Regions from separate parts of the Homo sapiens genome. Here region 2 is linked to region 1. A link is a loop called in an ENCODE intact Hi-C map of the cell type or tissue named here. Cell type or tissue: IMR-90. All regions are shown on one strand. Links, peaks and the distances in the headings refer to the core of each region. The heading gives the core; the rest is flanking DNA. Region 1 holds the start of CENPH (centromere protein H). Region 2 overlaps AK6 (adenylate kinase 6).

Region 1 (5,381 bases), core at 382-5,381:
TGCGATCATAGGTCACTGCAGTCCTCAACGGCTGGGGCCCAAGTGATCCTCCCATCTCAGCCTCCTGAGTAGCTGGGACCACAGGTCTAAGTCACCACACCTGTTGTTTTTTTGTTTGTTTGTTTGTTTTTGTTTTAAGTAGAAACGAGGTCTCACTATGCTGCCCAGGCTGTTCTCCTGACTTCAAGCGATCCTTCCGCTTTGGCTTCCCAAAGTGCTGGGATTACAGGCGTGGGCCATCGCCACCAGTCCATTCTGTGTCTTTTGAACTGTTTTTTTGTTTGTTTGTTTGTTTTTCGAGAAGGAATCTTGCTCTGTTGCCCAGGCTGGCGTGCATCTCTGGTGTGATCTCGGCTCACTGCAACCTCTGCTTCCCGGGATCAAAGGATTCTCCTGCCTCGGCCTCCCCAGTAGCTGGGATTACAGGTGCCCACCACCACGCCTGGCTAATTTTGTATTTTTAGTAGAGACGAGGTTTCTCCATGTTGGTCAGGCTGGTCTCCAACTCCTGACCTCGAGATCCTCCCCCCTCGGCTTCCCAAAGTGCTGGGATTATAGGTGTGAGCCACAGCGCCCGGCTTTTTTTTTTTTTTTTGAGACGGAGTTTCACTCTGTCACCCAGGCTGAAGTGCAGTGGCGCGATCTCAGCTCACTGCAACCTCCGCCCCCCCGGGTTCAAACGATTCTCCTGCCTCAGCCTCCTGAGTAGCTGGGATTACAGGCGCCCGCCACCACACGCAGCTAACTTTTGTATTTTTAGTAGAGACGGGGTTTCACCATGTTGGCCAGGCTGGTCTTGAATTCCTGACTTCAGGTGATCCACCCGCCTCAGCCCCCAAAGTGCTGGGAGTACAGGGGTGAGCCACCACGCCCAGCGAATTTAACTTTTGTCAGGAGCCGTATTACATTGACAATGGAGAGGAAGAAAACAGCACAGTATGATCAAGTTTAACTAGTGGGTAATTAGCTGTAAAAGAACTCTCGACTCTTGTTCAAAGAGGTTCAAGCTGCTGTGCTTGTGCGGCAAGGACAGTGTCCAAATGAAAAACTACAAATCAGTCATCTGTCCTTCATTTTCTCCATTCCCCCCACTCACTACACAGCTAAGAAAGCTCAAAGGTACCCTGCAGACACTCAAAACTTGAGGGCACGCAACTCTCAGTTACGAGTGGTGGCAATCATAATGACAGAATGAAGTACCAGTGCAAGAAACTGGAAGCGTGTGGATGTCTCCAGGCTGGAAGTCTGGGTTCGAAATGTCTGCAATGCCTCGCACTTGTGGCCCGTCCCTGATCTTCAGAAGCCACTGGTTTCTCCGCCAAACAAAGGGTATGCACCTCATGGGCTCAGGTCAAAAAAGTCTTCTAAACAACCCTCTAATGTTTATCTTTCACAGCCTGCCGGGCACACCCATCTTCAAAGGCAGAGGACGGAAAAGTGCCAAGATGGATGGACATATGGCTGTCGCCGCACTCCCGTGTCCAAGCGCCAAGGCCGAATGACCACTTAGGTCAGGAGATTTTTCCCCTCCAGGCTGCTGTTCCCGGGAGATGTCCCAACGTCTCTAGTCCAGCCCCTAACTCAGCACTCTACACATCCGACGCTTAACGAAAGCTATTCCAACTTTTTACCAGCCGTCTGCAGTTATTTTCACCAGTAGAGCCCGGATGAAAGAGGAGCCCGTAGTAACCACGGCAACCGAAAAACAAGGCGGAAAGGGTGGGGCCCTGGGCGGAAGGGGCGGGGCCCTCGGGCCTTTTCCCGGCGTCCATTTAGTGGCGGGAAAAGCGACCTTTTCTGAGCGCGTTTGCCTGTTGAGTGGTAGCCTTTCCCCTCAACCAGCAATGGAGGAGCAGCCCCAGATGCAAGACGCCGACGAGCCCGCGGACTCCGGAGGGGAAGGCCGGGCAGGCGGGCCACCGCAGGTCGCCGGCGCCCAGGCGGCGTGCAGCGAGGACCGCATGACCCTGCTCCTCAGGTTGTTCCCTTTGGCCTCCTCAGCCGGGGCCAAGTGGGCGTTGTGGCCCGGAACTCCGCCCTTGCTCAGAAGGGCTAGGGTTCGAATTCACGCTCGGTCACGTCAGGTCTCCGTGATTGCCTCATTCACTTAAACTGTTGAAGCTCTTTCTTCATCAGCGAAAAGGAGAGAAAAATGACCCCCTGGAGAGAGGTTACAAGGGTTAAATGAGATAGTCTAGGAAAGTGTTGAGCACAGTGCCCCGGGCCCTTAGAAGCTGTAATTTCTCCTCCTGTTTCCCCGCCCTCCCCCTACCTCTCTGGTTTACAGACAAATTGAATGCCAGAGCTAAACTGGAAGGAAGGTGCCCCTACCATTTCTTTTAGAACTACGACCCTTTGTAACCCAGAAGCTTTATATGTTATAAATTCTACTAAGCGGACGGTGTTTATACTTTTCCACTAAGCGGTTGCTGGGGAAGATTCGATGAGAAGGGACATTCGTCTTCTAAACTAGTGAGCAGGAGAAGGTCCTGGGCCAAATCTGCCTAACTGCCTATTTTTGTGTGACCACTCAAGCTAAGAATAGTTTTTATGTTTAAGTGTTGCAGGGAAAAGATCATAAAAATATTTCATAACACGTGAACTCTATTAGAAATTCAAGTTTCAGTTTCCATAAACAGTTTTATTGGAGTACAACTTTCCTGCCACAAGGGTGGAATTGAGTAGCTAAAACAGAGACCGTGTGACTCACAAACCCTAAAAAATTTACTATCAGGTCCTTTACAGAAAAAAATTTGCGGTCCTCTGTTCTATATCATAACAGAGGTAGTTTTAAAAAAATCATTATTGGCTGAGCGCGGTGGCTCACGCCTGTAATCCCAACACTTTGGGATGCCGAGGCAGACGGATCACCTTAAGTCAGGAGTTCAAGACCAGCCTGGCCAACCATGGCCAACATGGTGAAACCCCGTCTCTACTAAAAATACAAAAATTAGCTGGGCGTGGTGGCGGGCGCCTGTAATCCCAGCTACTCAGGAGGCTGAGGCAAGAGAATTGATTGAACCCGGGAGGCAGAGGTTGCAGTGAGCAGAAGATTGTGCCATTGCACTCCAGCCTGGGCAATAGAGCAAGACTCTTGACTCAAAAAAAAAAAATTAATTACCATTTTTTTCTTTCTTAAATGTTTTGAAAAATGAAAAGATGTCTATTTCTTTTTTATTGTTTTTTCCTCCTCACCCTTGCTGTCATCTTAAATTACCATTTGCTCATAGTTTTTCTACTTATGTATGATTTTTGGATTTATAGAACAACTGAAAAACTATATGAATTAGTAATCCAAGGATTAGTATCTTTGTTATTTTTCTGTATCTCCTGATAAAAATCTGTGTTTGTAAATACAGTGGTTTGGGGTTTAATCATTTTGGTCTATTCTTTGTATAGCATCCTCAGTTCAGTCTGGCCTATTAAAAATAATCTTAAGCGGCCGGGTGCGGTGGCTCACGCCTGTAATCCCAGCACTTTGGGAGGCCGAGGCGGGTGGATCACGAGGTCAGGAGATCAAGACCATCCTGGCTAACACGGTGAAACCCCATCTCTACTAAAAATACAAAAAATTAGCCGGGCATGGTGGCAGGCGCCTGTAGTCCCAGCTGCTTGGGAGCCTGAGGCAGGAGAATGGCGTGAACCCGGGAGGCGGAGCTTGTGGTGAGCCGAGATTGCGCCACTGCACTCCAGCCTGGGCAAGAGTGCAAGACTCCGTCTCAAAAAAAGAAAAAAATCTTAAACACCAATTTTTTAACTTTTCCTGACAGATGCTGTTTTCCCAGTGTATTCCATTTTGTGTCTTCCTCTGAGGCCTTAAAGTTCTTTATACCCATTTTAAATAAAATGAGGCCAAATTAGAAGTTTGTAATTAGGAGTTTAATTATTTATATTTATTTTGTTGTATCAGCTTCCGAAAAAGAATGAGTTGGTTCGTCATGTGGTAATGAGTAAAACCTTAATCAATAAATATGTGACTTTATATTCTCTTTATCTGTTTTCAGGCTGAGAGCACAGACAAAACAACAACTCTTAGAATATAAATCAATGGTTGATGCAAGTAAGTATTTTCATTTTCAAATTAGGGTTTTGTTGTTTGTTTGTTTGTTTTTTTGAGACAGGGTCTTGCTATCACCCAGGCTGTAATGTAGTGGCGCAGTCTCTGGTTTACTGCAGCCTCAGCCTCCTGGGCTCCAGCAATCCTCCCACCTCAGCCTCCCAAGTAACTGGGACCACAGGCACATGCTACTGCGCCCGTCTAATTTTCTGTATTTTTTTTGTAGACACAGGGTTTTGCCACCACACCTGGCCTCAAATAAGATTTTGTGAGTTTGATGATTAACAGTACTCGAGTGAAAATAAAATTAACTTTACCAAAAATTGTTTATATATGTTATAGTGTGGCAAAACTGGTAAACATGCAAGATATTTATGAAGTATGCTAAGTGTGCTGAAGGAAACAAAGGCATGATAAGAGGGAGGGGCTTCTTTTCATAGGGATGGCTTCTCTAAGAAGATGATTTTAGAGCTCAGATCCAAATGAGAAGAAAGTTTACGTTCCAATAGTCTTTTTGTTCTCTATATAGCTAGTACCATTTTTAAGGGATTGTGACATCCAAAAACTAGATTTAGTTAACACTGTAGAATTTCTATACCTAGGAGACGACAGATGTAAGGCAGGCCACAGGAAGTTTAGTTGTAGCCTTTGAAAGAAGATGTTTATCTAAAATTGACTATCTGCTCTTTTAGAGGCCAAGACAAGAAGATCACTTGAAGCTAAGAGTTTGAGATTAGCCTGGGAAACAAAGTGAGACCTCGTCCCTACAAAAATAAAAAAAACGTAGCCAGATATGGTGATACATACCTATAGTCCCAGCTGGGACTCACTACAACATCCAACTCCTGGGCTCAAGTGATTGAGTGATTGTACTGTACTCCACTCCACTGGGCAACAGAGTGAGACTGTCAGGCAATCAACAGAGAAATAAGTATTGATTCTTTTACCATTTAAAAAATATATATATGGCTGGGCTTGGTAGCTCACACCTGTAATCCCGGCACTTTGGGAGGCCGAGGTGGGCGGATCACCTGAGGTCAGGAGTTCGAGACCAGCCTGACCAACGTAGAGAAACCCCGTCTCTACTAAAAATACAAAATTAGCTGGGCGTGGTGGTGCATGCCTATAAGCTCAGCTACTCGGGGAGGCTGAGGCAGGAGAATCGCTTGAACCTGGGAGGTGGAGGTTGCAGTGACGCGAGATCACGCCATTGCACTCTGGCCTGGGCAACAAGAGCAAAACTCCGTCTCAAAAACAAAAACAAACAAAATATATATATATATACACACACACATATACGTATATGTATATATATGTATATATA
Region 2 (5,381 bases), core at 382-5,381, 170 kb after region 1:
CTTTTTTTTTTGAGACGGAATCTCTCTCTGTCACCCAGACTGGAGTACAGTGGCATGATCTCGGTTCACTGCAACCTCCACCTCCCAGGTTCAAGTGATTCTCCTGCCTCAGCCTCCTGAGTAGCTGGGATTACAGGCACCCTCAGCAACGCCGGACTGATTTTTTTTTTTTTTTGAGACTGAGTCTTGCTCTGTCTTGCCCAGGCTGGAGTGCAGTGGTGTGATCTCGGGTCACCGCAGCCTCCGCCTAACGGGTTCAAGTGATTCTCCTGTCTCAGCCTCCCGAGTAGCTGGGATTACTGGGGCCCACCACCATACCTGGCTACTTTTTTGTATTTTTAGTAGAGATGGGGTTTCACCATGTTGGACAGGCTGGTCTTGAACTCCTGACCTTAGGTGATCCACCCGCCTCGGCCTCCCAAAAGTGCTAGGATTACAGGCATGAGCCACCATGCTGGGCCAAAGTGCTGGAATTTACAGGCATGAGCCACCACCCCCGGCCAGTTTTCTTAAACTTGATTCCCTTTTTTTTTTTTTTTTTTTTTGCCTTGGTTTTGGGAGTGAAGATGACCTCTCTCAACTACTACTGCAATTCCACATGATCACCAGGATGATACTAAACTTTTAGAAATAAGTTTAAAATAGGGTTTTCTTAAAAGCTTTCTTTTTTTCCGACTTTAGTGAGCATCGGAATAAGCCTTATTTCTTTACAGCAAGATTTCTCAACCTTATTACTAATGACATTTTGAGTCTGGTAATTGTTACTAAGGGAGACAGGGGACTGTCCTGTGAACTACAGGATCTTTAGTAGAATCCCTGGCCATCACCTCCCCCTCCATGTGACAACCCAAAATGTCTTCACACATTGCTATACCCCCAAAGGGCAAAAATCACCTAGTTGAGAATCACTTCATTATAGATGATTGCCTGGTTTCCCTTAAAAATATATCCCCACTTGAAATAAAAATGAGGTTAGTTGCCCCAGAATATTTCCAGATATATTCAAACAGGATCTGGGTTAAAAAATCTGGTATGTCAAACCTTACAAAGTACCTCATCAGGCTGGGCACAATGGCTAACACCGGTAATCCCAGCACTTTTGAGAGGTCAAGGTGGGAGGATCACTTGAGCCTGGGGAATTGGAGACCACCCTGGGCAACACAGTGAGGCCTTGTGTCTGTAGTCCCAGCTACTGGGGAGGTTGAAGCAGGAGATCACTTGAGCCCGGGAGGCTGGGGTTGCAGTGAGGGGAAACTGTGCCACTGCACTCCAGCCTGGGCCACAGAGCAAGACCCTGTCTCAAACAAACAAACAAAAAAACCCCACAAAGTACCTCCATCAAACTCCATGTCAAGTCAGACCAGAAATCTTTTATCTGGCATTACAGGAGGGGGAAAAAATACTTTTCCTTTAAGACTTAGATCCCATTTCATGAAATAATCTCACTAATAACAAAGAGGATGGGTGGGACTATACACAACTGACTAAAATGGTGTTGAGTACTTGAGGTACAGTGGCTCTCGTCTGCAATCCCAGCACTTTGGGAGGCTAAGGCAGAAGGATCATTTGAGCCCAGGAGTAAACCAGCCTGGGGAACAAAGCCAGACCCTGTCTCTGCAAAAATAATTTTAAGTTAGCCCGGCAGGATGGTGTGTGCCTGTAGTCCCAGCTACAAGGGAGGCTGAGGCAGGATGATCACTTTAGCCCAGGAGTTCAAGGATGCAATGAGCTATGATCAGGCCACCACACTCCAGCCTGGGCAACAGAGCAAGACTCTGTCTCAACCAAATGAAATGGTTTAAGTACTGGTAGGAGAGGACCCAAAGAAGAGGAAGACAAGTGCCTTATACTGGATTGTCCTTGGTCTGGTGTCACCATTGCTCTCAATGCTATTAATGCTCTAATTAGTTTAGAAATGTTAAATTGAGTGAAAGTAACATTGGAATGCATGAATGAAATTGACTATTATGTGACTCAGAAATCACTTGTCAAAAATGGTGGTGTTCAACAGTGAGGAACAAAACCACATTTCATATAGATATAAAACAGAAAGGCCGGGCTGGGCGCGGTGGCCCACGCCTGTAATCCCAGCACTCAGGGAGGCCAAGGTGGGTGGATCACGAGGTCAGGAGATCGAGACCAACCTGGTTAACACGGTGAAACCCCGTCTCTACTAAAAATACAGAAAATTAGCTGGGCGTGGTGGCAGGTGCCTGTAGTCCCAGCTACTTGGGAGGCTGAGGCAGGACAATGGCGTGAACCTGGGAGGCAGAGCTTGCAGTGAGCCGAGATTACACCACTGCACTCCAGTCTGGGCGACAGAGGGAGACTCCGTCTCAAAAGAAAAAAAAAAAAGGAAAGGCCAGGTGAGGTAGCTCACACCTGTAATCCCAGCACTCTGGGAGGCCGAGGTGGGCAGATCACTTGAGGCCAGGAGTTCAAGACCAGCCTGGACAACATGGCAAAAGCCCATCTCTACTAAAAATATAAAAATTAGCCAGGTGTGGTGGTGCACACCTGTAATTCCAGCTACTTGGGAGGCTGAGGTGCAAAGATAGCTGGAACCTGGGACATAGAGGTTGCAGTGAGCTGAGATTGTGCCACTGCACTGCAGCCTGGGCAACAAAATGAAATTCTGTCTCAGGAAATAAAATAAAATGAAATGGAAAATGAGTAGTTGTATGATAGCAAATAAAAATCTAGGTTTTAGAAACTATAACCTTGATAAATTGACGTTCTTTTGGACAAAAAAATATTTTAAATTAAAAAAAATATATATATATATAAACACTATAACCTAATTATCAGCCCTGGATCAAAAATGAACATGATACTGGCTTATAGTATCAGGAATATGAAAAACAAAGATGCTCAAAATTAACCTGCAAAAAGAGACACTTATAAATTTTTTTTTAAAAAGTGGAGACATACTGGGAGACACTAAGGGTCCTTAATATAACCAAAAGGACAGAAAAATGGGACCTAGGAAGTTGGGCAATTGAGGAAGATAATCAAAGCAGGTTAAGAATTCACTATGAATAAAAATCCTGACCAACTGGTCTCTCCAAAGGGGAGTCATGGTTATACTTCAGCAATCTGAGAGAACAGATCACAAGAGTGACGTACACACCAGAGATCATACTATGATCTATGTATCTGAAGACGTTTAAGGTGACACTCTAGTGGTCAAAAATAGACTGCAGTACTGCAAATTGCTGCAACTGCCAACTGTTACTCCTCTTGGTGACAACAAGGAGAAAATTGCTTTTAAAAACATAACTGCCAAAGCACCAACAATCGAATGAATGACAACTTTATTTTTCTTACACTTTTAAGGCTGATGAAAAACCTTCATTTCAATTGAAAAGTATGGTAACTGTGTTTACTCATTATTATTAGTTTTCTAAAACACAACTTGAAAACATCCAGCATGCATGTTTAATATCAGTACAATGAATTCAAGACCAAGTATACATGTTACATTCAGCAAGGCTAGATTACAGATTATCATAGTCATCATCATCATCATCGTCATCATCATCATCTTCACGTTTTCTTTTCAATGCATTTGATGATTCATTGGCAGTATTTTGTGATGACATCATATTAGTGGTAATAAGAATGTTTTTGGACCCGATTAATGATGGATTAATCAGAACATTCTGAACTGCTGAGGTTGCAGGAATTGAAGCTTTTACAGCTGGAGACTGAGAAGTAGGCATCTGTACTGTAAACCTTTGACCTGTGAGGGACATGGGAGTCCCTACTTTAGTTGAAACAGACATGGTCTGTGGGGTTGGTGTGCCTAGTGTGGGAGTACTTGGTCTGCTAGTAACTGAACCAACACTTAACCGCGGGACTGTTATTCTTCCCGCAGAAGTTGATGCCTTTTTCTGTAAAGATTTCAGCCTATAGTTTGGAGCTGTTAAGCAGTATCTATCAGGTGGCAACCTAGGACCTGAATATGGCTTGATCAATGGCAAAGGGGTTTGATTTCTTTGCCTTGCAATATCTAATAAAAAATCTCTTGGGGGAGGAGAGGTAAAAGACTGATCAGCGCGGCACTGGATTGCCAATCGCACATCATCTGCATCAACAGTAGCTTTCTTAGCATGGCTTGAATAAATTTTTGCATCATCTAGAATTGTGGTCACATATCGGAAGGCAAACTCCAACATCTGATTTATAACTCTTGGCTCATATTCTGTAATCCCCATATCCTTCAGGATTTGTGCCATCATCTGTGCATCTTTCGGCATGCTCTTGGGAGAAGCCGTCTTGCCAGACTCCATGATATCCGATGATCAGACTTTAGATCATTTGAAAAAAATATGTACATTAGATCAATCTGAAATAGTTACTTTAGTAGCAACTGTCAGGAACTTAAAAAAATTTTAAATCTATGTTAAACTGTAAAAAAATTTTTAAAATTTAAACCATATGTTTTCTTAATTTTAATGAGGCAACTTAAGGTCGCTTTAATTTATTGAGTTCCTACCATGTACAAATCATTGTCGACTATAAAAAGATGAAGACACAAATAAGGGAGCGATGAAAGATTAGGGGAAAACAGGGTAAAATAAATAAAAACAATGATCATCTTAGAATATATGCAGTTGCATGCAAATCTCACACTAATCTAAGATACCATAGCATAGTCAGGTCCCACACCTGAGCTCAAAACAGTCTCTTTCCAGTGAGACCAATATACTCACTGTGCTCATATATATGTTTAGCAGTACCAAACCTTTGTTTGTTCAACTTAAAAACATTCTCCTTATTCACATTCTACCTATCCGAAATCCAGTCTCTTTATAGGAGCCTTCCCAACTATTCACAAGAATTGCCAGCCATTTTGAAGGCGGAAGGGAAAATGGTCAAAATAACCAGGACATAGCATTAGACACTTAATATTTCTGTGGATTCCCTAACAGAGTATATATTCTTTAATGGCAATCTCTGTTTTTTGTACCCTATGACAATACCCAGCACTAACACTCCACTTACCAGACCTTAAAAAAAAAACAAAACAAATCTAACACCAAAGTGTCCCTTACCTTCTCGAGCTAAATCACCCACATTAATGTATTTCAGTCCTGATTTTGACGCAAGTTCTTTGCCTAGTGTGGTTTTTCCAACCCCTGGTGTACCTGTAAGACAAGCCACAGAAAAATACTGTTTGTGAAATACTACTTATCACACTGCGGTCCACCTTCTGCCTTTCCTTTTATTTTTGAGACAGAGTCTCACCTGGCCTCTGCCCTTAAAAGTTCTTGACGACTGAAATGAAAAATTTCCTAATTAGCAATCATATGTAAAATTTTTTTTTTGAGACAGAGTTTCACTCTTGTCGCCCAGGCTGGAGTGCAGTGGCACAATCT

Evidence for each region. Peaks named below come from ENCODE experiments on the same cell type or tissue, not always from the same donor. Only the 100,000 strongest peaks of a DNase experiment are listed, where the experiment ranks them.
Region 2: a loop joins it to region 1, with 2.4 times the contacts of the local background. A loop is called at or near these places in 8 of 110 quality-filtered maps.

What each region holds. Positions count from the first base shown.
Region 1 is chr5:69,187,791-69,193,171 of GRCh38, forward strand. It overlaps CENPH (centromere protein H), which reads left to right and starts at 1,793. Exons shown (of 9, transcript NM_022909.4): 1 at 1,793-1,978; 2 at 4,005-4,060. The coding sequence starts at 1,845. LOC112267932 (a long non-coding RNA gene) reads right to left here and starts at 1,687. Exons shown (of 2, transcript XR_002956215.2): 1 at 1,201-1,687. RefSeq lists enhancers at 1,405-1,644, 1,572-1,866 and a silencer at 1,725-1,844. In IMR-90, for the core only: a CTCF peak has its summit at 2,658; a DNase peak (open chromatin) is centred at 1,691; H3K4me3 peaks cover 1,891 bases; H3K27ac peaks cover 1,179 bases.
Region 2 is chr5:69,361,446-69,366,826 of GRCh38, forward strand. AK6 (adenylate kinase 6) reads right to left here. Exons shown (of 5, transcript NM_016283.5): 2 at 5,058-5,150. TAF9 (TATA-box binding protein associated factor 9) reads right to left here. Exons shown (of 3, transcript NM_003187.5): 2 at 5,058-5,150; 3 at 3,298-4,309. The coding sequence starts at 4,292. The coding sequence ends at 3,498. Among named protein-coding and RNA genes, the nearest start is that of AK6, 5.4 kb to the right of the region's middle. In IMR-90, for the core only: a CTCF peak has its summit at 3,175; no DNase peak of the experiment used is centred there.